Regions from separate parts of the Homo sapiens genome. Here regions 1 and 3 are each linked to region 2. A link is a loop called in an ENCODE intact Hi-C map of the cell type or tissue named here. Cell type or tissue: PC-3. All regions are shown on one strand. Each heading gives the region's core, and the rest is flanking DNA. Links, peaks and the distances in the headings are about the cores only. Region 1 overlaps GPC6 (glypican 6). Region 2 overlaps GPC6 (glypican 6). Region 3 overlaps GPC6 (glypican 6).

Region 1 (10,176 bases), core at 3,887-6,386, 400 kb after region 2:
TACACTTCATCCTAAGTTTTCTACAAGATGCTAAGCACAGTTGGGATCCTAGGTTTCCTTCTCTACTTCCAGGGATAGTGAGGGTCTCTTCTAGTGGCTCTCACTGCAGGACAAATGGGAATCTTTTTCTAAAGCCCCATCACATCTCTCTGTATTTTTCTATGCTGAACTGAATGGGTTTTGCTGATACAACCAGTACAATCAGTATCAAACCACAGTTGATATCAATCCCTTTTAAACTACTAAGCTGCCATAACACTGGGGAGAAGTAGAACATAGCTGGGAAGATGACCACAGTGTGTATCACATTTTTATTATCTCTTCGGTTGGTGCTAGATGATTATTCATGCTTCTGAGCATCTTCTAAATGTTTAGCATCAAGGCATCCCAAGGGTTTTTGCCTAGTAAGAAACTGTTATCTTCAGGAGATGCCTGGATCTTTGTGGAATCTAGAAATATTGAGAGACTGGGGAAAACTAAATCAAATATTATACCAACATCTAGCATCAAAAATTTCTCAAGCCTCTTAGTTTCCATGTCATTCCAAATAATTCTATATTGATCCTTGACAGTACAGCATACATTAAACTCTAATTTGTTATTTCCATAAATATGTATGTAATATATATTTCCTATTAAATGTGACTAAGAAGAGATCTGTGGAAATTTCCATAATCCCAGTTCATTAGAATAGGATCTAATGGAATCACCTTTATGTATTCCACAGCCAGTCTAAGGAAACCTATAAAGGTTTTTAATTTGAAATTTTATTTAAAAAGGATATGAAAGTGTATGGCTATTTTAATTGGATTAAAAGTGACTTTTCTCTAAGTCTTTGATTTCAGGTGGCTTGTACCAAACATGTGCTTCTTCAGAACAGGATTTTGCTACAAATAAGAAAGCACACTCTGAATATTGTCTTATATTAACAGAATGCATTCCATTAAAGAAAAAAATGAGTATAATACAAGTGAACTGATTTGTGAATATTAAAAACTGTTTTTTAAGCTAATTGTGTTAGCCAATTACTTAGAAACAGAATTAAGTGATTATAGAAATGCCTTTGGATAAAGCTACAGAAGTTTAAAATTTTAAAGACCTTTAATCATCCACACTTTATATTTTTCTTTAAAATTAAATTTTAAATGTATTAAGCAATTATTTTCTAAGTATTTTTGGTTTTATTAATGCCCTGCACTCTTGAAGGCCCACTCTCTCTTCCATATCAATTGGCTACATCCTTTCATTTCTTCTAACAATGAGCATTTTACTAAGTACACCAGAAAGTAAAGCTACGCCTTATATTGAAGTTTTTTTCTAAGATCTGAGTTCAAGGGAATTAAAGGAAAACATTCAGTTACAAATTTTATCTTAAAATGAGCACTCCTAATTTTTTATTTTTACTCATATGTTCATAAGCATTTCTAGAAAGGCCTTAAAAGGTGACATTTAATTTTACTGAGTCAATGCCCACGGGATTACCTATTAGATTATGTTTACAGAAGATCTATTCAGTCCAATTTGCCAACAGTTTTTAAAGGGTTACAATGTGTGTAGTCTCTGAGGTAGTAATAAGTTCTGATATCTATGTTCTGAGAGCTTACAATGCATTCTCGTTGGTAAAGAGAGTAAGAAAATTTAGAACACATACCATTCATTATTTTTCTGAAAAATCAATTTAATGCATTAAGTGATTTCTCTAGAATTTTCCTTAAATATTTGTCATATCTCACTTGGTTATAATCAGGTAGAAGTCTTCCTAGGTCCAAACAATGACAGGCACAGTGCAGAATGAACCGCAGAAAGATGTTTTACAGGTGCATAACTCAGGCAGGTGAGGGGAAGCAGAAACATTTGTTGCACCAGGAATCACAAATATTTATTGAGTTTCTACTTGTGCTTGAGGATGGTAAATAAAAAGAGATACACAGCATTTTCAGTCTTTTTAAGCAAATATGAGCATGTAGGAATGGCAAACAAATCATTTCCAATATGTAAGCATATTTGGTGCTGGGAAACAGTACAGTTTTTAGAGGTTGTGTCTGTTCTCTCATTATTCAAAATTGAAACTACTACTTTTGTACATCGTGGCAAATACTTTAATCATAGTATATGTAGCACTGAATTATAACTATTCATTTGTACTGTCTGTCTTCACCAGTGGATTATAAACTTCTGACTGAAAATGTCACACTTTACACATCTCAGTCCCCTTAGCACCCAGCAAAGTGACTGTCACACTGCAGTTGCTCAGCAAATGCTTGCGTAAATGAAATGGAGAAAAAAGTAGCAAAACCACCACATGTGTGAATACTTTTCATCATCATCCTTTTCTGTATTTGGAGACCTTCCCTCAAGTTTCCCTTTCTCATGCTTTCTTCTGCCTTACCATCCAAATTTTGGTTAGGGAGAGACTGTTTAAATCTATGACATCACCTTCAGTCTAAACTTTAAAAAAATAATGAAACATGTCGGGTGCAGTGGCTCATGCCCGTAGTCTCAGCACTTTGAAAGGTCTAGGCAGGAGAATTACTTTAGCCTAGGAGTTTGAGATGAGCCTGGGCAACATAGCAAGACCCCATCACTGCAAAAATATTTTTAAAAAATTAGCCAGGTGTAGTGGCATGTGACTGTAGTCCCAGCTACTTGGGAGGCTGAGGAGGGAGGATTGCTTGAGTCCAGGAGGTTGAGGCTGCAATGAGCCATGATCATGCCACTGTACTTCAGCCTGGGCGACAGTGAGACCACATCTCAAAAAAAAAAAAAAAAAAATGAAGGAAACAAACAAAACTGATAGTAAAGTCTCATTTTCTCCTAAATAATTTAATATCTGTTCTAGGTTAGGCAAGAAAGACTGTCCAAGTTGGTGACTTGGGCTGGGCTAAAGTTGCTTATACTTTTGTTAGCTCTTGGTCCACCAAACAAACACAGCAAAGTATACACAGAAGATCAAAAGCATAAGTGAGTTACCCAACAGAGGTGTGCTCAAAAGCAGAGGTCTGGTAGCCCATATGAAGCAAAAGAAAAGTCTACCCTGTAAAGGAAATATACATTCACACACATATACCTTGGCTCACTCTTTTATATTGTTTTAGGCAAGTGCAGGAGATGAGGACCCACTCAATTCTTTGAGGATCTGTTCTGTCACTGGCTTGCTGCACAATGGTTACATTCTTATTCCTATTATGTCAAGTTGATTTGAGTAAGCAGGTTTGCCTGCCTGCAGCCAGTGACACTAAAAAGGATAGAATCATTTGACATTAAGGTGGATCATACAAGCAAAGGTGCCCCAGGAGGAGATCCCTCAGCTTGTAATTTAACTCAGTCTATGACCTCAGTGGAATAATTTTCCCCAGGAGACGTGACAGCACAGAGTTTATGTCAGAGGATCATGGTGGTCTTTCCTTTCATAACTGGCCTGTGGTCATGGCAGGAGATATTGGGCTGATAGATGTGCTGGGCTGCGGGAAGAGGGCTGGCCAGGCTGGATCTGATTTTTCACTCTACTTTTTCAGAATATTTTCCTGCCTAAAATATTGTCACAAAACGTAGTGGCTGCAAACAGTCATCCCTTATTCATTCATAATTCCAGGAGTTGGTGATTTTGGCTGGGCTCAGCTGGTCAGTTTTTCTGCTGGTCTCCTCTGAGGTGACCTAAGAGGCTGCTGTCATCTGGTGGCTTGACAAGGGCTCAATGTTCTAAATAGGCTGTCTACACATATCTGGCAGATAACGGACTGGCAGTGAGGACACCTCAGTTCTTCTCCACTGGCCTCTCCAGCAGGCTAGTTCAGTTTACCTCTTGGTGACCAAGTTTTAAGAGGGTGAGACAGAAAGAAGCTACAAGCTCTCTCAAGTCCTCAGCTCAGAAGTCCCATGGCATCACATCTACCATATCCTGCTGGTCAAAGCAAGGTACAAGGTCAACCCAAATAAAAGAGGGAGAAACAGTCTCCTCCTCTTGACCGAATGAATTGCAAAGTATTCGTGGTTATTTATTTATTTATTTATTTGAGATGGAGTCTTGCTCTGTCACCCAGGCTGGAATGCAGTGGCGCAATCTCGGCTCACTGAAAGCTCCACCTCCCGGGTTCATGCCATTCTCCTGCCTCAGCCTCCCGAGTAGCTGGGACTACAGGCGTCTGCCACCATGCCCGGCTAATTTTTTGTATTTTTAGTAGAGAGGGGGTTTCACCGTGTTAGCCAGGATGGTCTCAATCTCCTGACCGTGTGATCTGCCCGCATCAGCCTCCCAATCGTGGTTATTTTTAACTACCAAACTTCCCTTGCTAAAAAAAAAAAAAAAAAAAAAAAAAACAAACTCATAGTGTTTCCCAAATACTTACTAACTTTATATATTTACAAAAACATAATAATTAAGGAGATAATTATTAAACATGAAATGAAAACTATCTTTTTAAATGACTGCTGTCTCTTTTTATATGGTAGCAATAGTATTAAAACTTTCTTCTCTTGATAAGGGCTTTGAGTGTAAGCTATTTTCTGCAATGTGTAGAATGCTACAACATTTTTTATTCCCATGTAGAAGTCAGCGGAACAGAATGAGAATTACTGGAGCCATAATGGAAATGGAAAACTTTGGGCTATTTTCTCTTTCTAGTAGGTGAATAATGCAGTATGATAACAACGCCAGTCACTTCAGAAATAGGAGAAACAACAGAATTTTCACTGTATTGCTTTCAGTCACACTTTTGCCCTCTGGATACTTCTGGAAGACTGGTCAGGAATAAAATACGCTATTCAGAGAAAACACAGTTACATTTTACTATACGCACTACCCACTTCTTAAAAACAAAGTTACACCTTGATCCCATTATTCTTTTAAAATAGGATTTACTGTGCACAAATATTATTGTCTCCCCTCTTTTATCTGTTTTTGATTAGCCCTCCTAGGGGATGATACATCATTAAAGGGTTTTGTGCTGGGCTACTTTAAGTGATTCTGAATATTCTGTTGTGTCAGCTCACTGTAATAAAACCCAGTATTTTAACAGTATTGCTCATCCAGTTGCCATTGATAATAATGGGCTCCTTTTACGGCCTTTTTTTACACTTAAACTAATGCATGATATCATTATGTGTGGACCTCATTTTCCCAGGGTTAGTACCACCACGTTAGTCAAGGAAGCAATGACTGAATTGTCATAGGAGTTACCTTTTTCACTATGCAAGGTTATCAATCTAACATTCACAGCTAAACCTGAAATTCCTTAGGACCCTGTGAGTTCCTTCATCATGGATCATCTTTCTCCATGACCTCTAAAAGTCTTTCTAGTAGATGATCTCATTTTATTTCCAAACAACTAAAGATCAGTTACAAGCATTGTTTCTTTGGTAATACATGAGTGGGGGGAGGTGGAGGAAAAGAAAAACCAGGAAGTGTTGCATCTCGATTGCAAAGTGAGTCATTAGAAAGGATGAAAAAATTGACAGTGTGCCATCTGAAATGATCAAGTTATCAGGGCTGACATTGATACAAAGTCTCCTGATACTTGGAACAAACCAGAATGGTACCAAAGGGCTGAACATGAGCCAGATTTCATTTGTCAGTGGGTTGCTCTTATTTTGACAACATCTTGGTAAAATTGTCACATCTGTTGAAATTCTGTTTGAAAATTAGCTGTAGGAAAGAACACCAAACAATCTTATTTTCACGTATTGTGTACACAAGGATTTTCCTACAATGAGTCATCAGTCACCAGCAACAATGAAATGTCACAACAATTCCAAAGATACCATCTGTCTAACGGAGATGATTTAAAGACAAACATACGCCATTTAGCACAGCTATTTTTTAAATGACCACTGATTAAAATCAAAGCACTTCAGATCTTTTCTGAACTGTTATTAACAGCACTGATATTGGAAAACTACAATTAAAGTGTTACGTATCGATAACATCTGCTAAGACTATAAATGATGTTTATTTAAGCTTCCTCTCTTGAGAACAGCTGACATTTGAAAATGTGGAAGATGTTTGCATCACCTCTGTGTCCTCTCCACCTGGTGTTTACAAAATTTTCCCATCAGAGCCTATATCATTGTACACTTCTATTTTATTCAGTAATCACAAATGAGTAAAAGAGTTTATTTGCAGATTTTGTTCAGTAGCTAAAATATGTGTGGCCATTGCAGAAAAAAAAAATAAAGCTCATCAAGACCATGAAAACCCTTTTCTAAAAGCACTTTTCTCCATGGTTCATGATTTTGTTTACTTAATAATACTCATAGTGATCTTGGAAAATCTAGAGGATTGGGAACAAATCTACAAGAAAAAATAGCCAATTATTCAATTATAAAAGTAATACCTAAGCAGAAAGTAAAGAATATAAAAAAATGCTACACAGCTTAGGAGACTGGTATGCTTCACATAAAAATATGCCATTAAATTTCAGATGCAAAAGGTATTATGAATTCTCCATGATGGATTTTGCTTCAATAAATATTAATGGTGAGATAGAGCTAATCAGAACAACTGTCACACAATATTTGAGAGTTTGGTTACAAGTACCTATTGCCATTGCTGTGAAATATTCCACTCAATCCAACAAAGGTTTATCAGACACCACTGTGTGTGCTTACACACTTTCATCTTTTAGTCATTTTCTGTCCAAAGAGCAAAAAAGCGATCATATTTAATTTATAATAATACATTGAAGCCACTTTATAGTATTTCTTGGGGTGACAGAAACAGCATCTGTATAATAGACTAGCTTGTTATTCTAGGTTTTACCACCTGGATTCAAATTTCAAAGGACATGTTAATCCATGTCACCAAATAATAGAACTTTAAGAATAACTAACACCTATATAAGTATTGTTGTTTATTTATGTGTTTATTCCTTCATGCACTTATTCGTTTCTGTATTCAGTCTTTCGGCAGATATTTCAAGGCTGCTTAGAATGTGGGGCACTGGGTTAGGAACTGGGAGTAGTATGAACAAGAGAGAATCCAGGTTAGAGAAAGAAAAAAAATATATATATATTTTTTGCTAACTACTGTTACTAAATTAAATGATCTGGGGTAACTTTCACAACATCTCTCTTTCTGTATCCTTTCATGCGACCATTCTTATCAATAATTAATTTCAACAAAAGAACCTTATCAAATGCTTAAGGGTTAAAAAGATGCCATTACTTATTCAAGATGAAATATGTTATGCAGGAACTTTGCTGAAGTTGGACTGTCAGCCCTGCTACTATTTTAGGTGAAATGGAATTTACAACCATGTTGTGGGGGACTTATAGTAATGGACTACATTTTATCAGGTAAGCAATATGGTTCAAATACTCACCAGCCGTGTGATCTTAACTTTCCTGAACTTGTTTCTTTAATTGTTAAATGGAGATGATAATATCGACCTGAATGGGCTGTTGTGAGGACTAGGAATGATTTATGTAACATGTTTGGTGAACAGCCTCAGGAATAGTTGAGTCTTGAACAGCAACGAACTACAGATGCTGTTAATATTAGCTTCAAGCTAGGTGAGGCTAGGACGGCTCAAAGATTTTAGTAGAAATGGCTAACTGAACAAATAAACACCTTGGCAATTGCCTAAAATCTCTGCTATTTACATTTATTGTTAAAAAAAAAGGAGGGGAGAAATTTCAACTTAAAATAGCACTAAAACATATGAAGTTGGCTGCACTGCAATCAAACTAAACTTTCAAGTCTCCTCTGAAATTTTAGTAGAAGTTCATCATTTCCTCTATCTTTAAACCATTTACTAAGCTAATGACAAACAATGTCTGGGACATCATGGCCAAATCAAAGCATGCTAATGTTTCCCTTCATCACTAAAAGGAATTGTGATGGTCTATGCATTTCAAAAGCTATTCTGTGTTACTCTGGTATGTCAACAATATAACAATAAATAATGAATCTTTTTTCTTTTGGAAATATATTTCAACTTTTAAAAGTTCAATGGGCTACTTTTAACTTGAATATAAAAAGAGGAAGGTGGAAATACTGATTTTTCATGTAAAGCCATATTTTATCTCAATCACTGCTTCGCATTATTTACTTTCCAAACACCTGGCTGGAGGTAAATGCAACTGTTATTTAAATTTAGAGATTAGTTGCCTCATGTGCAGAATTTTATTATAGGTTTATTTTATTGTTTGGCCAGCCAGTTAAGACTCAAGAGATTATTTATAGGTTCTCATTTCAGATTCTAAATTTCCTCTTAAAATTTAGATTTAAGTAATCTGTTTTAAATGGCATCTAGTGACACCCAACAGGATGCCAAAACAACCAACCAGTTGGGAAGATTAAAAATTCCAGCAATAGGCCAAGTGCGGTGGCTCACGCCTGTAATCCCAGCACTTTGGGAGGCCAAGGCAGGCGGATCACGAGGTCAGGAGATCCAGACCATCCTGGCTAACACGGTGAAACCCCGCCTCTACTAAAAAATACAAAAAAATTAGCCGGACGTGGTGGCGGGTGCCTGTAGTCCCAGCTACTCGGGAGGCTGAGGCAGGAGAATGGCATGAACCTGGGAGGCGGAGCTTGCAGTGAGTCGAGATTGCGCCACTGCACTCTAGCCTGGGCGACAGAGCAAGACTCTGTCTCAAAAAAAAAAAAAAAGAAAAAAAAAAAAATTCCAGCAATAAACTGGTTATATTTTTCTGCATGATGTCAAATAATCCACATGAATACAGCAGTGGCTTCAGCATCACAGAGACCTAGGAGTCTAAGGCTACTGAAGAAAACCAAATGAGATGGAAAAAAACTTGGGATCCAATGTGTGAAGTGTTTTAGTACTTTTAAATGTTTAGAGATGCTCCCCCAAGGAGTGGCAGGCTACAAGAGAACCTTATACACCTCAGCACCCTGGCTGCCATTTTTGTTGCATTCATTCCTGCCCCTACTCCAACTCTCTGGTAACTCCCTTCTGTCATGCTTCTTCCATCTTCCATCCTATGAACATTTTAGCAGAGAACTAAGTCCTAAGTCATAGGACTTTCTGACTGTGGTGTATTTGAAGGAATTGAGAGGTTTTCTGCAACTGCAAAACACACTACCGCCTACGGAGATCCGTGACTGTGATGGGTTATGGGCAGGATTCCAGGGAATGATATAGATCAGTGAGTCAAACCTATCCTGGAAGACTTGCTCAAATCAGTAATTAAGTGCTCAATATGTAAAAACGTTTTGGTTTGTATTTCATCCATGACCATCTACCATATTAATATAGTTCTTCTCTAGAAAGACTAGGACCACAGGAGCCCGCAAGAGGAGAAAGCCCACCATCTACAGCTTGAGGAAATACCAGCAAGAAGGACGTGTTGCTCGAAGTTGAAGAGATCAGTAATTTATTTTTCCCACCTTTTCACTACCTCCTGAGAAGATGTGGAGTCTACAGAGAAACGTGCCTGAGGGTGAGGGAGATTACCAGTTCTTTCCCTCATGAGGCTAGATAAAATAAGAAAGGCAACAACTAAATCTGTAACACACAAGGCTTTTTAGAGGCAGAAAGGAAATTGGATTATCTGGAATTAAACCCCAGCTTTGACACTTACTAGCTGCGTGATCTTGAGCAGTTTACTTAAAATTTGTATGCTTTAGTTTCGTCATTTCTAAAATAAAGATAAGACTGGATCATAGGGTTATTGTGAAGAGTAAATGAGTTAATACCTATAAAATAATTAGAATAGTGCCTGGCTCCTAAGAAGGATTCTGGCTGACCCCTGAGATGTAGTCCATCAGGGTAGTGACAGGCCACCTACTCAACTAAGGTGAGTTAGCATAAACTAAGAGGGTCTAGAGATAGATTTATCCATTAAAGGAATCCAAAGGTAGGAGCATTTATTTCTGAATATTAGATCAGATAATAAATTAGCTCAGTAGTTTATTTATGCGCCACTTCTGTTCGACATAGTAGTAGAAGTGCTTCCCAGAGCAATTGGGTAAGAAGAAACAATAAAAATCATACAAATAGGCTGGGCATGGTGGCTCACATCTGTAATCCCAGCACACTGGGAGGCCAAGACAGGCAGATCACCTGAGGTGAGGAGCTTGAGACCAGCCTGGTTAACATGGTGAAACCACATCTCTACCAAAAATACAAAAATTAGCCGGGTGTGGTGGCGCATGCCTGTAATCCCAGCTACTTGGGAGGCTGAGGCAGGAGAATCGCTTGAACTCGGGAGGCG
Region 2 (10,176 bases), core at 3,351-5,850:
TGGGAATCCAGACCAAGTCAAAGTATTGCTTTGCAGCAAGGTACCTCAAATGTGGCACTATTTACTTTTCAAGACTGAGAAATAGCAATGATTTAAAGGAGTAGTTTTATTGCTGAATTATGGAATTTAAAGGCTTAGCAGAGCTCTCACAGTCAGTCCAACGCTTCTAGAGCATTCTTGACAGGCTCATTTAGACTCTATTTAAATGTTTCTAATGACAGATATCAATGAAGGAGGACTTGGGATTTGTTGCTTTGACCTAAGCCAAGTCATCTCCCCTCGCTAGGCAGTTCTGGGTCTTTATGAACAGGGCTTGAGCACATAGCAGAAACACATTCTTATTCTTCCTCCTCTCTTGGCATTGAGACTGAGCCCTCAACTTTTCTCTCTTGCCTGGCTTTGTTCCTTTGCAAGCTCTACCTGGTTTCAAATTGTGAGTGGATTCTGTTTTTCTCTGCCTAGCCCCTGGTAAATGCTCCTTTTGATTCGCTGCTGACCAAAGGTCTGTCCCATCTGCTCTCTCGCTCTCTGCTTTGGAGAACAGCTCTATTCTCCTTGGTGGCTAACTTCGGCCTCTATCTTTTCTCAGGCATTATTTTTGCTGTATAGAGGCAGAAATCCCCAAGGAACTTGCCATGATTTAGAGCATGGATTGTGACAAGTGCTGATTCTAAATTAGGTCATTAGATATGCGGTCTTCATAATGCTGGATTGGAAGATCTCAAGTGCGCTTTCAAAAGAAGAGAATGAATTCAGTATTTCTAGCAGTTATATAAGGCACCTTGAAGCATTTTGGATATTTTATTTTAAACCTGACCTCTGCTCCTACCATCATCTATTCTATCATCATTATGGAATGAAACCTTTTGGAAGTTCTTTGTGGTTTGAAAGGCAAATTTCCCCCATATTTCCTCAATTTCCTGATATAGCTAACAAGATGATGCTAGTGGCATAGGATTGACCCCTTTGTATAGGACTAACCTGGAAATTAGCCCTGATTTGGAAAACTGCCAGAGACCACTCCAATATTTAATAGCTCAATTTTGCCAATGTGAGAAAAAGTTTAATGTTTGAACATTTAGTTTTGCTGAAAAATTCAGATTCTTTGCCAACTCTTACTTCAAATGTACAACCCCTTCACAGGGCCTTTGATGATACTTAGGAAACTCATAGAGAATTTCCATCTCTATTTCTACCTGTGATTGGCATACCACAGTGATTCAGTTAAGCTCATAGCTACCTGAAGTTACTCTGAAAATATTGAAATTTCATCTTCAGGGAATGAAATCCAGGACAAGTAAGTCTGCTAATTAAAAAAGGGGGAGGAGGCATTGCAAAGCATTTCACTTCAAGTTTAGGCATTCCTGAATATTTTAGAATTCGTTATTTAATTCCAACAGTTTGGTGGCTTTATTCTTCCACACCGAAGCTGAGAAATAGATGTGTATTCTGGTCTGTTTCTCTGAAGCCTACAGACATTTGGAACTTACCAGGAAACAAGAAACACCTTTTGCTCACCCAAGAGTGGTGTCACTGAGCATGATATCTTACTTATCTTACGTAAGATATTGCAAACATGATTCCATCCAACAGTGAGAGTACCCACAAGGATGTACACACATTGGAAAAGTAATTTAGATGCAGCATAGGAAAATATTCAGCAACTAGTAGGTGGAAATCAGATTTATCTAAATTCTAAAGCCATTTAGGGTAGAGACGGATTGCCATAAATCTTTTATGGAATAGGCAGCCAAAAGCATATAAATGTCTTTTGGGCATATATGATTTGATTTGTACTTAACTATGTAGACTTGCATTGTGTGGTGCATAATAAATGCTACTTTTACATTTCTTGTGTTATATTTATGCTATAATGCAATGATCTGCCTTTTTTCTTCCTGGGTTTAACTGGGAACTGGTTCGAGTTCAAATACCAAAGATTTTAGCCTAAGGGAATTCTAGGAACAATAGGATGAGATACTAATAAATATGTCTAAGAATGTAAACCACAGCACCCAAGGCTGTCTATGAACTCTTACTCAAATGTAAAGTCTACACATTGGAGAGAAGAGTATGATTTAGCTGAAAGTCTTTCTATGGGTTTCAACTAGGACCTCCCCAGAATATGTGCTCACAGAGATCCGTTTGGTTTTACCTACCATAAAGATTTGCCTATTCATCATGGTTGTGGGCCTCCCTCCCAGCTGCAGGTGACATAGGGGCAGGGCCTCTGTCCTTTGTGCTCACCACCTCCTAGCAGATGTGTGTCCCATCTCCTAGCACAATGCCTGGTTTTTGGTTGTATTCAATAATAGCGAATGAATAAATGAACAATCGGCAGAGTAGGCAGAAGGGCAAGTTCAAATTCTGGGTCTTCAAATGAAATTGTAAATGACATGTAAATTCGACATGCCCTTATTTGCAAAATAAGTTTACTGCCATAGGGAGGGGCATCTTCCTTGTAAGCTTCCCTATATTATAGATAATTGGTTGCTTAGGGTCTGTTTATGGATAGTCACTCCAACTAAACACCCCCACCCCCACACACAGCTGCACACAGGCAGGCACACACACTTGATTCGTATCTACAATGTACTGGGCCTTTTTAAGGTCCTGGGCATACAGTGATTTAAGGGACGTGGTCCTGCCTTCAATTAACCACCCAGTGGAGGAAAGATGATATATACACATAAACGAGCATTAAAAATGGCTCACACATTTAAGGGTTGTAGGGTGTGAGAAGTAAAATCAATATTTTACAATAAGGGAGAAAGAAAGTTCATACATTGCTAGGGCACTTGGAACTGGAAGTACTTAATGAGTACAAATGTCACCATGGGGACATATGGCATTGGGGGACTAAACTGTATTCTTTCTTGCAAATCAAGTTCTTACCCCGGTGAGGTAAATTACCTGTTCCTGAGAGCCATCTGGTTACCTTAAAGATCCAATTTACCCCATGGGGCACCAACCAGGGAGTACGATTTACTCTGCTTATGATTAGACCCAGGTGACATAATTTTGCTTGACTTTCACCTTTGCATCATAAGCATCCAATAACCTAAATGGGTCCTCTTAGTCTCCTACAAGCTGCAGAAGTGTCATAGGCAGCCCACTTTAGCTCCAGTGAGAGAGAAAACAACTTGTAAAATAGCAAAATGGCCATCCTGTTCGAAGAAGCAATGAGAGCCTGAAGGCAGCAATATCCAGTAGAAACATCATGTAAGCCACAAAGGAGCTACAGGTGTAATTTTAAATTTTCTAGTTGCCACATTTTAAAAAAAGTAAGTTGAAGCTAACTTCAATGTTATGTTTTGTTTAACACAACTTATTCAAAACATTGTTTCAATACATAGTGAACACGAAACATTTAAATGAGATATTGTATATTCTTTATTATTTTCTGGTACTAAGTCTTTAAAGCCTAGTTTGTATTTTATACTTACAGTCCATCTCAGTTCATTCCACCGGACATCTCCATTGCTCAATAGTCACACATTGTTAATGGCTGCCATGTTAGATGGCACAGGTTTCAAAATCTGTTGTGGGTTTTTCGCTTAGAGCTCATCTCAGTTCTGTCTACAGCACATCCCTAGTGGTCAATAGCCATGTATGGCTGGTGGCTACCATATTGAGGGCATGGTCTAAGGTCCTTCCTAAGCACGTCAGGAGAGGGGGCCAGTTGCTACTGAGAGGGGTTGAGCATGGTTCCTAGGCTAGGGGTTGTTGTCTGAATGAACTAAAGGTGGGCTATTAGCTCAACATTAGAGAGTTCAGTATCTTCTTCTGAACTTTTTGAGTAGGTTGCATTTCAAATCAACAGAACTCATTTTTCTCTGACCTCACTCTCCTGCCCCTGCTCCATACCCCCAGTCAACTGTCCGAAGTACAGCAGGAAAGAACTGAATCGAAGTTAGGTTACAGTAGAAGTCTGTTTGAATCCAGCCTATGTCTAGAATTGCTTCAGTTTATATAAATGGGAACATGTTCCATCCAGCTTTGTGACAGCCATCAAAATTTTGCCTATGAACAGCTTTTTTTGGTTTGCATTTATTTATTTTTACTGAAGTTTAATAATCATCCAGAAAAGTAAACAAATCATATATCATCAGTTTGATGAATTTCTCACAAGATACTCATGCAATAAAACACCAGATATGTGGTGGTTTTAATAAAGGAAAATATTTTTTAAAGTTTTCGTTGAATCTAACGAGAACACATGGACACGGGAAGGGCAACATCACACACCAGGGCCTGTCGGGGGGTGGGGGCAAGGGGAAGGAGAGCATTAGGACAAATACGTAATGCATGTGGGGCTTAAAACGTAGATGATGGGCTGATAGGTGCAGCAAACCACCATGGCACATGTATACCTATGTACCAAACCTGCACGTTCTGCACATGTATCCCAGAACTTAAAGTAAAATAAAGTTTTTGTTGAATCTAATTCTTTTCACAAGATTTCATTCTCTTGAAAATTAATTTTCTCAAATCATGGATATGCAGGGATTAAAGATTACCAAAGAGCAGAGTTTATTATTGATTTACTGTAACTTTGAGATTATAAATTGCATCTAGGCTCTGGGCATGTACCTACATTTTAAAGGCAAAAGGCTATCAAAAAGTCGAACAGTGACTTGCTTAAAGCAGGCTGACGTCACCCTCTTTTCCTTCAAGATGGTCCAGCCTCGTCTCCAGGCATTTAGAGGCCACCTTCATTATAACCACCAGATGGCAGTGTTGTCCAGTCTTTGTCCACCTTTCACCCCCTTACCAGTCTTATCCCCGAGAATAAAACTGTAGATTGTTCCACTGCATATAAAACTGACAACCCTGTTATTTTAAACTTGAAACTGACAGGCTGTTATTTTAATGAGGTCTACCAGAGCCAAGGTTAACCAAAGCTTTATTTCCCTACAAAATGTTAAGGCCATAGTTCTAAAAGGGGGCTGTGAAATTTTATGTTATTGATACTTTTTCTGACTGTACAAGTTTTAAGATAGATATTTTCTGACAAGTAAAGCTACATGATGAATATAGACATATGTTTATGTATAATAGCCAAATTCTACATTACAATTGCTTCAAATTTCCCCCGATAGGTCCTTTTACTCTAAGTTAAACTCCCCCTGACACAAAATTCTTTGTATCCATTTCAGCCTATGTTGAAGCAAAAGTATGTATTTTTAGCACTTTGACTTTCCAGCTTAATGAGTCAAAGAAAAATTTAAAGCTTATTTCAGTCTCATTAATATTCCAAAATGAAATCAAGTGTAGTATTTAATTCTGTATTTCTATGAAATAAGCTTAGATCCAGAACAGTAAAACTTAGAAAGGATTTTTTATAATAGGTACTTCTACAATGTGTGATGGTTAATGGCATTACCATTTATTTCCTTTCCCTTGAAATGTCTTTTTATGTTGATCAAGGAAGGATTTAAAGTCAGTTACTAACTGTGCCAATATTAAAAACATTAGAAACCACCTTTCCCAAGTGATTTTGCTAACATTTTTTGCACCCTTTAATCTGTTCCAAACAACAATTTTAAACATTTAACCAACCTTCCTGTCTGAATTTATGAAGTACATCCTGCAAATACTCAATCCATTTCTACATTTACAAGATTTACTTGGAACGATTATTGTCACCATTGATTCTTGTTATTGGCCAAAGGCCTGTCCACAAAAGGACTTTATAAGCTCAGGAGGAGCCTGGATTTCCGAAAGTGGGCATTGAATAAATGATTTTCATGTTCAGTTATTATTAATTAGTGGCAATGCCCATTCACTTCAAGAAACATCTAATGCAAACCTACTGTGTATAAAGAACTGTGCCTGGAAGACAAAGTTTATAAAACCAAGTTAGAAACAGTCCCTGTCCTCAGGATCAGCTACGTAATTTGTAGAGCCCAGTGCAAAATGAAAATGCAGGGTTCCCTGTTTAAATATTATTAGGAATTTGAACGTGGCAACTACAGAGTGTCAGGTACTTCTAAACACTGGGCCTTGTGCAACTATGCAGGTAGTATCCCATGAAGCCTGCTTGTCTTCAAGAAGCTATGATCTAGTTGGGTTTTCTTGACCTGTACAACAAGGAGTGAGACAGGTGTTGATAAAAATTATGATAACAACAGTGATGGCTACCATACCTATTGGACACTCAGCAACCAAATCCATAATTGCCTCCAATTTGTAAAAAATGTTGAAAGGTAGCTGTTGATGTCTCAACTTTACAGATGCAATAACTGAGAATTGCATTTCTATGGTGACCTTTTTGTTTAGTGAGATGTCATCAAATCCTCACTAAGTGGCTGGCCCCATGCTACACCCATCACTCCTATCTTATTGTTTAATCACCACAACCTCACAAGAACAGTGAACACACTGAGGCAGTGAAGAGTGAAGTCTCTTGGCCTTGATCACATAGCACAAGTAGTAGGGCCTGGTTTTGAGCCTTGGCAGTGGGGGCCCAGAGCCTGCAGTCTCAAATTAACCATTACAACAGAACTGGTGAACTGGAGAGTGTGAATGCATTTGAAAAGCCCTGTGCCTATTGGTAGGTCTCACTCATTTCAAAAAAGATGGAAAATATATTTGGGGGGAGGAGGATAGCACTCTGGAAATCTTGGTACTCTTCCCTGAATTATCAGTCCATGCTAATGTTCTAGACCTTCTCCAACATCATTGTGATTCTAGCAGCCCTACAAACAATTTCCTAATTCTTGGCCTTTTTTTTAACGCCACTATGGTTTGAGTAGCCTTTCCTAATTTTCTAAACCATTTCTAACAATGCCTATGTCTAGAACCCTCCAAACAAATACAAGACTATACATTTTTCAAGATAACATTTTAAATCAGCCCATCTTCCTTTAGGAGGTCCAAAGACAGATGAATCAAATGCTATTTGCCCAATTATGCTTCTGGTTATGTATAACAGTGGATTATACTGTCCCTGAATCAATCAATCAATCAATCATCTATCATCGATCAGTCATCTATCATCTGTCTTAACTATCAGCGGAAATAATAATTTTCAGGTGGTGCTAAGAACATTCTAGATGCACAATACCATAAAACTTATGCCATTTCTCTAACAGGCAAGTGTGAAAAAATGAAAGTCCTAAAAACTCCTCCTGGCTTTAAAATGGAAAAAGAGTTCCCCTTCTGGATTTTTTATTCATAAAACAGCACAGACCAACTCCTCCCCTGGGTTTCCATGACAAAGGGAGAGTTTTCCCATAGGGCTGCATATGTAGGCTGGAAAGCCAGCCCTACATATTTAATGGTCTGTATCTAACAACATTGCATTAGAAATCCTCTCCTTGAGACTATTTCTCTTATGAAATGAAAAGTAGTAAAGAAAACAAAATTTTCACCACCCTGCCATAGGAACCCATGGGGACTTGAAAGGGCTTTGCATTTTCCTATTACATTGTACTTGGGAATAAGGTTGAGAAGCCAGACAGTAAATCTGATTCAACCAAATCCAAAGCGCTTGGAGGAATCACCTTTTTATTGCAGATAAGTATAAAAACAGTACTGGAAGCACACTGGAATCTGAAAGATCAAACGCCAGGGGCTTTCTGTTAATAGATTTGGTAGCTAAGCAGTGGTATTTAGAAAATAGCCTTTATCTCTTCAAAAAAAAAAAGGTCTCAGCAAAAGGAGCTCTGAATGTAAATAATTAGAATGATTTGTGTCAAGTTAGCCTCAATATTAGGTTGCTTTTCTATTACTTCTTTGACGAGCCTTATGTTTTATTCCTGATGCACTGGAAAGTCATAGTATAATGATCATGCTGGCATGTGAGGTTACACTGTGAGTCTTTCTGAACAGAATGGAACCCTAACCTCTCAATTTTTCCCCTAGATTAATAAATATAAAATTCACTGATATTATTTTTTGTATTTTTCTCATTAGAAGCTACTTCTGAATTTTTATACTATGCCATGGTGATCCATAAATGACAAATTCCAATATGCTTCATGCTCTTTATTATTCTTTTTAGTATAATTAAAGGAAAGTTAAACAGTCTTTTGAAAATAGTTTTCATTTTATTTCTTCAAATTATTTCCTATGTGGAAAACCGACCTTCTTTTTCAAGCCAAATCACAAATATTTAAAAAAGGCCTAGTGCATTTTCAATTTGCTTCTTTTGTCCTCAAAAAGGTAAGAGGGTTTCTCAATGTTTTTTCCAAAGATAACTGAAAGTGGGGTGTTATTTATCCAAGTGCCTAAATGAGATATACCAGTAAGTTCCCCTTCTCCATTATTTATATGGTCGAGAGGAAAGGACAAACTTCAGAGGAGCTAGAACTTTTGTCCAGAACTTGATTTTACTTTTTTTGGTCCAAAAAGGTGACTCCACAACAAGAAGAGACACTTAGAAATCTCTTTCGCTTGACATTTTAAAAACAGTTTTTTTCTGAAAACAAAGCCATTAGAACAGGCTTTCCTAAAACATGATGAAAAAGAGGATTTCAGGAAAAACATGCTGAGTATCCTAGAAAATCATGGAAACTCTGTAGTCATCTTTACAAGGAAAAGAGCTTTTCCCTGATCAAAAATGGTTAAGGCATAGGTGGTCCTGGGGTCACCATGCCAAGGTGTTCACACAATGTGCTCTCAGTACAGACACAGGTACTAGACCTGCAGTCTGGAGATTCGCACTCTTAACTTGTATCCCCAACTCATCCTGATACACGGGAAATCTGAAAACTCAGACCCATGGGGTTAAAGAGTAGACAGTGTGATCTCTCCAGGGCAAGCTCAACCCTGTGACTTCAACTTTGTTTTCTTTCTCTGAAAGGTCTTTTAATTTTCAGATTTAGTCTAGCTTTTTATATCCATCTTTTCACTTCTTCTAAGCCTATAGGTCAGGTTCTCATGACCAATGAATCTGATTGCAGTAATTAAAAAAAATCTGTCTTTATTTTCTTTACTTAGTTTTTTGAATATGTAGTACTGCTGCCATAACTTAATTCATGGTCCTTTTTCTTTTTTTCCTTTTTCTTTTTTTTTTTTTTTGACGGAGTCTTGCTCTGTCGCCTAGGCTGGAGTGCGGTGGCACTATCTCAGCTCACTGCAACCTCTGCTTCCGGGTTCAAGTGATTCTCCTGTCTCAGCCTCCTGAGTAGCTGGAACTACAGGTGCATGCCACCACACCAGGCTAATTTTTGTATTTTTAGTAGAGATGGGGTTTCACCATACTGGTCAGGCTGGTCTCGAACTCCTGATGTCAGGTAATTCACCCTCCTCGGCTTCCCAAAGTGCCATGGTCCTTTCTCTTAAAGACCAATGGCAATGGCTGTATCGCTGCATGTGTTCATGCATTCAGTCAACAAACATTCATTAAGGGTTTTCTCTGTGCAAGATACCGCATTAGGCATTGGGGCTACAAAGATGAAAAGACATCGGTTCTACTTTCAAGGAGCTTTCTCTTCTGTGGAGGTATAGACATAAAAACAGACAGTAGTACAACGTGATGTCAACATTGACAAGAACTGAGTTGAGAAGAATGAAAGCTGAGTGTAGAGTATGTATTTTCAAGAGCAGAAACCAGTGACCCAAAGTTAATTAAACTGAGATCAAATGGGAAAAGGTAAGGGCACTTACACCACAGTAAAGGGGATAGGGCATAACAGGTTAACTCAGGACCAGTGAAAATAGACACATGGTGGTGGTACCTTAGGGCTGTGACCACTTAATGAGAAAACCAATCAATTTCTAGGGAGGGTTCAAGGAGCGAGGGAGGCATTCTCAAGGCCTGGGTACCATCAGTTGGCCAAGAGTGCCGCAGAATTGTGTGTTCACGCTGTATCTTACAGGCGATGCATGCAGCTTCTGATGGATAAGTATTACCCGCGGAGCATCAGATGGTCCAGAGGTACAGAGTAGGGGTCCTGGGTCTGCCAAGTAGGGGCTCTAGGGAGAAGCTCCCACAGGGGTCTCTCTGTCTCTCTGAGCTGATCTTGAAGAGTGAGCTGGTGTTGGGGCTCCCAATCAGATGGAGCCCATGTTGAAAGGCTCATGTGGACCAAACCCACTAAGGGTTTGGAAAGTAGTTAGTTTGGTGCAACTGAAAGGCAAAGTGCATATGTTGGAGAGGCAGGAGTTGGGGCCAGAGAAGTGGGCCAGGAGATCCTACAGGGTTTTATAGTCTACTGTGAGCAGTTT
Region 3 (10,176 bases), core at 5,100-7,599, 92 kb after region 2:
GGGTATATACACAAAGGAATATGTCATTCTATGATAAAGACACATGCAAATGTACATTTATTGCAGCACTATTTACAATAGCAAAGACATGGAACCAACCCAAATGCCCATCAGTGATAGACTGGATAAAGAAAATGTGGTACATATACACCATGGAATACTATGCAGTCATAAAAAGGAATGAGATCATGTCCTTTCCAGGGACATGGATAAAACTGGAAGCCGTCATCCTCAGCAAACTAACACAGGTGCAGAAAACCAAACTCTGCATGTCTTCACTCATAGGTGGGAGTTGAACAATGAGAATATATGGACACAGGAAGGGGAACAACAAACACCAGGGCCTGTTAGGGAGGCAAGGGGTGGGAACTTAGAGGATGGGTCAACAGGTGCAGGAAACCACCATGGCACATGTATACCTATGTAACACACCTGCACGTTCTGTACATGTATCCCGAAACTTAAAATAAAATAAAAATAAAAATGAGAAAGGCCCTTCATACGCTGGTCCCTACCTACCTCGCCAGCCTTGCCTAATGCCACCTCTGCCCCCTAAACAAGGATTCTCCCCTTTCAGCTCAAACAGAACTCTTTAAATGACATTGAACTTGGAGCTCTCCCCAACACACAATCCATCCTGAAACCAATGTCAGACACATTTTTCTAAACACAGCCTTGTTATCATTCTACCTGATCAAGAACTTCTAAGGATTCAAGTTTACAAAGAGATTCATAATCAGACTCCACTCTTGGCTTCTCATTCATTTCTCACTACTCAACATGTCCTAGGGTTTTCTGCTATTACAAATAATGCTGCAGTGAATACCCTTGTACATAATTCAACCCATGTACAAATAAATCTGTTGGATAAAGTCTTAGAAGTGAAACTGCTGGGTCAAAGATATGGGCTTATAAAATGTTGATAGTTTTGCAAAAATTCTCTTCATAAAGGCTGTACTTGTTTATATTCTCACCAGCAATACATGACAATATCTGATTCTTTAAGTCTCAAACGTTGATATGTTAAGATCAAACGTTTGGATCTTTGTCCATCTGATAGAGTAAGAAATTGGCATCTCAGTGTGGGTCTACCCTGAATTTCCCTTATTATAGGGAAGGTTGGACATCTTTTAATATGTTTAAAAGCTATTTGTTTCCAGTGCTTTGTCTCTTTCTCTTCTTTGTCTATTTATTTTACTGTTGGATTTTTTTTTCATTTTGATATAAATAAGTTTCTTTTTAAAAAAAATCAAGAAAACCAGCCCTTTTGTTTCATGAATTACCAATATTTTCCCTTAGTTATTGTTTATCTTTTCTCTTCATTCATGGTGGATTTTGCTATGCAGAAATTTTTGAATTTTTATAGTTAAATTTACCAATCATTTGTTTACATTCCCTCAGTCTTGTGCATACTTAACACAGGTCTTCTCCTTTCTAAGTTCACCTCCATGACCTAATCTATTACCATTTATATTTTCACTCACTGGCCTCATTAAATATAGTCCAGATACTCTACCGTCCCAGGGCCTTCTTCCTGGAATATTCTCCCTCTAGATGTAGACGTAACTCATTCTCTTATTTTCTTCAGGTCTCAACCTAAATGCCCTGTCTCAGAAAAGCTTTCTCTAACAACCCTACAACTCCTAGTCACTCTTCCCATTGCTTGATTCTTCATAGCAATGATCATCTGCTGACTTATTATATGTATATTTGTTATTGTTCCTCTTTTCCAAATATCATGGAATTTTCAAAAAGGCAAGGATTTTGCTTGTTTTGGTTACTGCTGTATTTCCAAACTCTAGAACAATACTTGGATCCTAAGAGGTGTTATTAAACATTCGTTAAAAGAATCATTGGAATAATTTTTAAAAATCTTTCTGTATTTTCTTCCAGAAAGTTTATAAAAACTAACTTGCTACCTTCTCCTCTGCACTAAAACTCCCTCTCCCTACTCTCCTGCCATGAACACCATCACAAATGCCCACAAAACTTTATTAGCACTGGTCTACAGGATAAATGGCCCCTTGGTGGCTTTTGATGTGTTATAATGTAGATGAAGAGTTTCTGTGGGAATTCAGAATCTTATTGTACTTTTTTATTAGGTAGAAATAACTTTTTAGTTCTTTTAGCTTGAAATTGAAAAGTGTGGCTGCTTTTGCTTCTGTCAGAGGTTATTTCTAGGTTAAGCTAAAAAAAAAAAAAGATGTTGATATTTTTGGCTTTACCAAACAAGGTAGTTCCTGCTGCTTTTCAAGACTCTAAGTTTGTCATTAACTTTCAAGACAATCTCTGTGATGAATGTCATTTTTGTTTCTTCCTTGTAATTTGTCCACATTCAGTAAACATCAAATTGTTGATTTTCTTTTTCTCATTCTGCCAACCCTGTATGGTGTTTAGGTTCATACAAAAAGATCACACCATGACAGGAATCAGATGTAGCTACAGAAATCATAGTACCCAGAATGAGGTAAACAATAGAAAATGGAAGCGAACCAATTTAATGCAATTTAAAACAGTGTACAGATATCAGATTCAAAAATAAAACAGGGACAGCCATCCAGAATAATGACAGTAACCAAAGAACTAAGGCCAAATAAAAGAGAATTTAATGAAAACAACTGTTTACTTTGAAACCAAATCCAGGAAGAGGAGGAGAGAACAAATATACAAACTAAATTAATTCTGAAACCAGTGCAAACAAAGAGGCTTATTTTGCTATAACACTGCAGAAGAAAATGCAAATTGTGGCGGAAAATAATTCACCAGTAGTCCTCACACAGTGCAGGAATTAGAATCTACAGGATTCATTTTCCGACATTGGCTTCTTTTTAGGAGAATGATGCCTTGTATTTCATAAAAACATAATATATTCATGTAAGCATCATCTCATTGCTATATTATATCTTTGAGATGTTTAGTTACATCATAAGCCAGGAAGAGTAGGCCTTGTAAATCATGAATGTGATGGACATCAAAGTATATACTACCAACCATAACTCTTTATTTAAATTTTTATTGTTGATTCTTCATAGGAATAAGTTTTTATGTCATTTGTAGCTTGGAATGTTCAAATAATTCACATCAACCTATCATTCCTTGCCTTAAAGATGAGTCATAGAATTTAAGGGGTAAAGAGTTCTTAAAGATCTTTCTGAGAGAAGAACTCTGTGTATGTTTCTAGTGCCTCCTACCGTGTTTTCGTAGCTAGTGGATTAATTTGGACCAACCCAAAGCAACTCATTAAATGTAAACAGCAGCTCCTGGAGCAGTAGCCCTCGTATCTGCTCTCACTCCATCTGGTACACCAAGTGCCTAAATTGCACAAATAGCATCAACATGCTTACCCTGTATCTTATTTACTTACTAAATTCCACGTGCTTCACCATTTTACAAGAGAATAATGAAGGAGAAAACATAGGTGATGGAGACAAAGCATTTTTTGTCCTATCTCAGAGTTTTTTCTTTCTTTCTTTGCTCCAATTAAGCTTCTCTTTAAGTCTCTCATAGTAACTCTGTTCTTACCACATGGGCACTGTGATCCTGAATTACCCTTCACAAAGCTATAAAAGCATTCACATTGCTCCTTCCTCTTTATTAACTTGCACATTTCACTTGAGTTACTTTGAATCCTTAACAGCTTAGATGGTCTTTCTGCTCCCCCAGAGAGACAGCATGGAGAGAGGCATGATCATAAGATGTGCGTCAGGCCTTGAGGCTTGGTGCCACCAGCCACAGGCTCTCTGACCTAGGGCAACTTACTTAACCTTTGTTAGTTCTGGGATTCATCTCTGCTATCAGGGAGACTGTTCCTACTTCACTGGGGGGTTAAATGCAACACCAGGCAGGCAGCACAATAAATGCTTATTGTATTAAGATTGTTATTTCTTTATGGATGGGAGAGTTCCTTTTATTTCCTCACAAAGTTTATGTGGAAGATATGACTTATCATCATCCCTGAAATGACAAAACCTTACTGAGAGGGGGCTGTGTCCAGTTCACCCTCTTCATGTGTGAAGAAGGTCACTGAGTTCCAGGGACACGAGGAGCCTGGTGATGTGGCTGGGCATGTGTGGCAGAGCTGTGACCGTGGCCTGAGTCTCTGTCTTTCGGCCAGGTATCTTTCTACTCCATCACGCTGCCTCCTTCTCTACAATCAGTCCATCTATCATCAAGAAACAGGACCAGGGCCAGGCGTGGTGTCTCATGCCTGTAATCCCAGCACTTTGGGAGGCCAAGGTGGGCGGATTATGAGGTCAGGAAATTGAGACCATCCTGGCTAACACGGTGAAACCCTGTCTCTACCAAAAATACAAAAAATTAGCCGGGCGTGGTGGCGGGCGCCTGTGGTCCCAGCTACTTGGGAGGCTGAGGCAAGAGAATGGCATGAACCTGGGAGGCGGAGCTTGCAGTGAGCTGAGATGGCACCACTGCACTCCAGCCTGGGCAACAGAGTGAGACTCTGTTTCAAAAAAAAAAAAAAAAAAAAAAAGAAAAGAAAAGAAAAGAAAAGAAAAAGAAGCAGGACCAGTCAAAATATCTCAAAGTGTCATTGAACTACAAAAGTCTAAACTTTTCACCAGCATATTGCAGTTAAGCAATTCTTCTATTTCTCCTCCTTTGCCCTAAAAGTTAATAAACCAAATCGCCCCAGAGACCATTTGTTCCTGTAGTACAAGGGCTTGCAACCTACATGGAATGAATCACAAACCTCTCCCAGAACCAATAAAAAATAAATAAATGAAAAGTCGGGTGTGTTGTGGAATTCCCCATTGAATTCAAACAGTGTGATTAGTGAGCAATTCAGTAAGCAATGGGAGCCCTTTTTTCCTACTTCTGTGCATACTGGTATTATTGAAAAGATATATATATTTTATTATTTTATTGCTCAGTGCCAGGTAAACCAAAATGAAAAACAAAACAAACAAAAATAAAAAAAACACAATATGACCCTGTAATCATGGGTCAGCAGACCCAAAGAAAAAGGTGGATTGTTTTAAAAAAATGAAAAAACTCATTTTAGGAAGTGAATGACTTCATCTCATCTCTGATTTACCCCATGAAATGGCAAGATGACTTTTGTTATTTCTTTTGCCTTTGCATCTTGTTTAAAGCTATCTTCAAAATGCCACATGGTGAAGATAAAGATCACTTTCCAGATGAGGAAGGAGGGAGAGAAAAAGGGAGGGGGAGACAGAGAAAGAGAGAAAGTGAGGGGGATGGAGAGAGAAGCAGAAGATGAGAGAGACACATCTTTTGTCATGTAGTATTTTCAATGGGCTTGGTACTGTTCTAATCACTTTAGGGCACTGAGATTAGTTTTATCTCCCCAACACTACAATGAAGTAGGAACTACTATTATCCTCTTTAATGGTTGGGGAAACTAAGACCCTAGAAGGGAAATAACTTGCCCAAGGCTCAAGGTTGTAAAGGGCTAGGGAAGGTCCTATTCAGGACAGGTGAAAAATAACATTAGTGAATTTGCCTGGACTTGTCATTCTAGCCAAGGAGACCTGCAGAAGTCTCAGAGAAGTGGGCATGATGGAGTGTGTGTGTGTGTGTGTGTGTGTGTGCGCGCGCGCGCGCGCGTGTGTGTGTGTATTTAACAAGTGTGAGGCAAGGGAATCACCGTCTGCTCCAGGGAATTAAAATTATACTTCTCTGTGGCCAGGTGCGGTGGCTCATGCCTGTAATCCCAGCATTTTGGGAGGTCGAGACGGGTGGATCACGAGGTCAGGAGATCGAGACCATCCTGGCTAACACGGTGAAACCCCGTCTCTACTAAAAAATACAAAAAATTAGCCGGGCATGGTGGCGGGAGCCTGTAGTCCCAGCTACTCGGGAGGCTGAGGCAGGAGAATGGCATGAACCTGGGAAGCTGGAGCTTGCAGTGAGCCGAGATTGCGCCACTGCACTCCAGCCTGGGCGACAGAGCGAGACTCCGTCTCAGAAAAAAAAAAAAAAAAAAAAAAAAAAAAAAAAAAAAAAAAATTATACTTCTCTGTCTCTGGTCCTTTATAAGGCTGCATTAAACAAACAAGTGCCCCTGGGAACTGCAGCCAGCAGCCCTCATCTTGAAAGCTGTGGGCCCATACTTTCTCTTTCTGCCACTTCTCTTAGTGTTCGGACTCTTTCAGAACTTCCCATGGAAAAGTAGCCTTGTTGATTTTGAGAATGCAGTGGTATATTCTGGTCTTAGAAGATGCATATGATTGGAGTAAGAACACTTCCCCCTAGCGACAAAGTGAAAAGTAACTTTGTTTTTCAGAAAGACATAACTACATTTTTATTAGATTTTTAAAACTTCAAATGTTTTCTTTGTATGTGTTTGTCACACACTATTTGGAAAAAGAAGACAAGGAGGAGAATAAAAATCATCTGTAACTAACCAAGACAGAGATACTTCGAATATTTTGTGATACTTCCTTTCAGATGTTAACTCTAATAGGCACAATATTAGGATCAGGCTATGTATGCAATGTTTACCCTTTGTTTTCAATTCAATAGCAATATAGTTAGATACTCCCCTCATTATTCTATGAAAGCATCCTTTTTACTGGCTGCATGATATTCCCTATCAGCAATGCACTATGACCTCTGTAGCAATTGTCTTATTGTTGGCTTTTTAGATTCTTACCTGATTTTGCACTATTATAAAATATACTCCTTATCTCAGATTTGTCCCTATTTCTGATTATCTACTTAAGATAGATTTCTTTAAATTGACAGTTATTTATTCATTGAAGAACAAAGTATAGTAAACACATTTTATTAATAAACATAAAAATTCAAACATACACTTAGGTATAGAATTCTCATAGAGAGATAAATGAAGGCAAAAAATATAGCTCTGATTCCACAATGTAATATATTTCCTACACTTGAAAAACAGACATTCAAGCAGACATTCTATGTGTAGATTTAAACTTTTAGGTTTTAAAACAGATCATTTGTTTCCCCCTTGCAATCATAAAGGGGTTTAATTACATAAGAAGGAGACAGAGGCTCTAGTCCTGCCTGCACCACAACATCAACATCTGACACTGAGCTCACGAATTCCCATCTGTAAAATTAAATGCTTAAATTTGTAGATATCTGATAGACTTTCTAGTTCCTAAATCATATGAATCTATGACTAGTTTGGTCAACTAGGAGGGAGCGCAGTAAAGCACCTGGGGTCAATCAGGTCAGGAGTATTGGGCAGGTGTCCAGATAGACCAAAGAGAAAGTGGGCAGAGGCAAACTGATCCCAGACTCAGGCTCAGGTTGGGGACAAAAGTGGACACAGGTGTTCAGTGTCAGAGTGAAAGACGCAGGTGGTCGAGACAAATGAAAGCTATAGGGATGCAGCCCACGGAAGCAAACACAAGCTGTGTGGGTTGGGACAATGTGCACCGGGGTAGCTGATTAAAAAGACAGAAGGACTGCAGAGATTTGTGCCCTGCCACAAAAATACTTGACCTTTACTTCTAGCTTCATTCTTAAGACCGTTTCCTCTCAAAATAATGTTAAAGCAAAGAAAAATTGGTATAAAAGGTAGGCTTTCAAGAACGAATAGGAAGACATCAATATCACAGGAAAACGGGTCACAGTCCCATGAATCCATCCTGAAACCACAATGCCAGTGAAGCAGGACTTTAACCATGGGGACAGCATTATCTAGCTGTGCGTGACATTGTGTTAATGATTACAGACATTTTGAGGAGACAATAATAAAAGATGAAGGTATAGATATATATAGGCTCATCACATAGTCATTATCCAGATTCAAAAGCGAACGTGTGGCTCAGTTGTTGAGGGGCCACCTGTTAACATCCACTTCCTATGTACCTGCAGGAAGTGGTACATGCAGTATTTCATTTAATCTTCTTGATTCTAAGAGGTCGATGTTATTCTTCGCCTCATTTTGAAAAAAATAAAAATAAAACAAGCTTAATGGAGTGAGAGGTTCTGTACTGAGAACAGAATTGGATGCCCTCCCAGCCCATGAGCCCCTGGCTTCCAAGGTTTCAACCATTAACATCTCTGCTTCTAAACACTAGTAAGTACGTTAAAATGTCCATACTCAAGAGGCAATGTGAAAGGCCAGGAAATGCTTCCAGAATTTGTCACAACGTTATAATAAGAGTCATGAAATATGAGAGATGTTCTTCAGTGAGGGAAATCTTTGTTGTCTTTGTCAAATAAAGCATCCCATGTCACAGGCCTTGATGTTCTTCTGAAAGATTTCCTCTTATTTTCTTTACGTACCTATGCCAGATTTTCAGACGAAAAGATGGAGAAAATGCCTCCTCACTTAGGAATGAAATAGAAAAAAAAATCAGAATATCTGCTATTTGATGATAGAGTCAACACTCCAACAATTGATTTACAGTGCCTTCCTATCTGTGTCCTCACCTGCTTTCAAGAGACTTAGGTAAGGTTATTTTTGCTAATACTCTTGAATTAACCTTAAGACACCTTTCAGTATTTAAAGATCAATAATACCACTTTTTCAAAGCAAACATGTACCTTAAAAACAGGCTAAAAGATTATTCTAAGAAAGGGAATAGATAATTTGGGGCTACTAAAAGACAATGAAAGGGATTAATTTTAAAGAAAAAGCATGCTGATGTGTTCTAGAAAGGAATTATATCTATGTATATTCAATGTGTTGGCTGCTACACTTTTCAAAAATGTGGCTGTCTTTTAAATGCTGCATGTAAATATTCAATAAATTTGCAAAAATTATTTATTCTAAAGTCTATGAAGCTCTGAATTCTGTAGTTAGTATGGACACATTTGCCTACCCTAAGTACCTCTTGGAACTACTAACATCATTTGCAATTTAGACCTTAGCAAGGTGGCAGATGTGCTGGAAGATCCTTGTGTAATTATTTTCCATTCTTCTTAATCATTCAGAATTTCAGATCTAGGTTTGAAGTTGCAGTTTAGCAACCCCACTAGCCTCTCCACTGTTAGCTGTTTAACTTCATCTGTGTTTAATTTTTGTTTCTTTCATATTTCTTCTACACATATTCCCAGATGCCTTTAGGAAATAGGTCCATTCTGAATATATCACATAAATAAACTGCAATGGGGGAAGGCCTCTTCATTTTGAAAATGCCACACTGCACAACAGCTGAAAGGAAGGCTCATTGAGTAATATTAGCTTGCGTTTCTACGGGAGCACTATAAGTGCTTTTTTCCCCAAAGCACTTAACATAACAAAATTGCCTCACTCATCACAGCAAAGCAGTCACCTTTAGAGTGGTGCATGAAGCTCTTTTTCAGGATGGAATCACACTTTAGATGGAGCAAGAAATGAAGAAGAATTCTGTGTCGAGTGGTAATGGTAGGGAAATTTAAGCAGGCAGAATAAAATTACTTAGCTGGAATTGGGTCAGAACCCCAAGACTAACAACTATACTGACACTAGACTATTCTGAGAAAGGCTAGTGGTTCTTTATTGAATAAACCCATTCTGACTCTTGGCAGAAAGATGTGTCTACTGCTTGCATATTATACATCCATCTATTTTCCTTCACATATATTTGTTATGTATAAGTCTTAAGAATATTTGAAACATTTTGACCCAGAAAAAATATATTTGTTCTTCTAAACTTGCATTAGACTGTACGTATTTACTAACACTATTCCACACATTTCCAAGCTAACCCTTATAGGTTACCATTTCCATATCAACAAACCAAACCCAGTGTCTCAGAAACCAGTGGTTTCCAAACGTTATTACAAAATTATATTGACTGGACAACCAGTCTCTTCCCCATTTCTCCTAAGTCATCTGCTGCACCCCTGGCCCATACACCTAGACCACAAGAAGACTGGATCTGGACTTCCATTTTTGTTGTTGGTGAGAAAACGGGGGCTTTAAAAGTCATTATTTTTAAAGGCTAACTAATAACATCATCATAGTGTAAAAAATTTAGAAGACTTAAAACTTTATAAAAAATATAATGCTCATAATAGCACCTTTGGGACTAAAAACGTATGGGTCAGACACTTAACCCTTCATGTTAGTATAACTTTTGAATGACTAAGCCGTTGAAGATCAATGCAAGACTCAGCAGAACTAAATATTCTCAACTCTTGACTTCACTGACAGTTAAAAGTGCATTATCATTTTCTGTACTCATTCATTTGATCAGCCAACATATGCTGAGTACCTGTGAGATATAG

The links. Hi-C counts contacts between places; a loop is a spot of excess contacts. Peaks named below come from ENCODE experiments on the same cell type or tissue, not always from the same donor. Only the 100,000 strongest peaks of a DNase experiment are listed, where the experiment ranks them.
Region 1: a loop joins it to region 2, with 4 times the contacts of the local background. A loop is called at or near these places in 3 of 110 quality-filtered maps.
Region 3: it touches region 2 in a loop (13-fold over the local background); 6 of 110 quality-filtered maps call a loop at or near these places.

The regions. Positions count from the first base shown.
Region 1 is chr13:93,959,248-93,969,423 of GRCh38, reverse strand. The region is part of intron 3 of GPC6 (glypican 6); the gene reads right to left. Among named protein-coding and RNA genes, the nearest start is that of GPC6-AS2, 110 kb to the right of the region's middle. In PC-3, for the core only: no CTCF peak of the experiment used is centred there; DNase peaks (open chromatin) are centred at 5,393 and 5,703; H3K27ac peaks cover 1,539 bases.
Region 2 is chr13:94,357,138-94,367,313 of GRCh38, reverse strand. All of the region lies in intron 6 of GPC6 (glypican 6), which reads right to left. Among named protein-coding and RNA genes, the nearest start is that of DCT, 120 kb to the left of the region's middle. In PC-3, for the core only: a CTCF peak has its summit at 4,738 (motif pointing right); a DNase peak (open chromatin) is centred at 4,703.
Region 3 is chr13:94,266,777-94,276,952 of GRCh38, reverse strand. All of the region lies in intron 4 of GPC6 (glypican 6), which reads right to left. Among named protein-coding and RNA genes, the nearest start is that of GPC6-AS1, 84 kb to the right of the region's middle. In PC-3, for the core only: a CTCF peak has its summit at 6,221 (motif pointing left); no DNase peak of the experiment used is centred there; H3K27ac peaks cover 216 bases.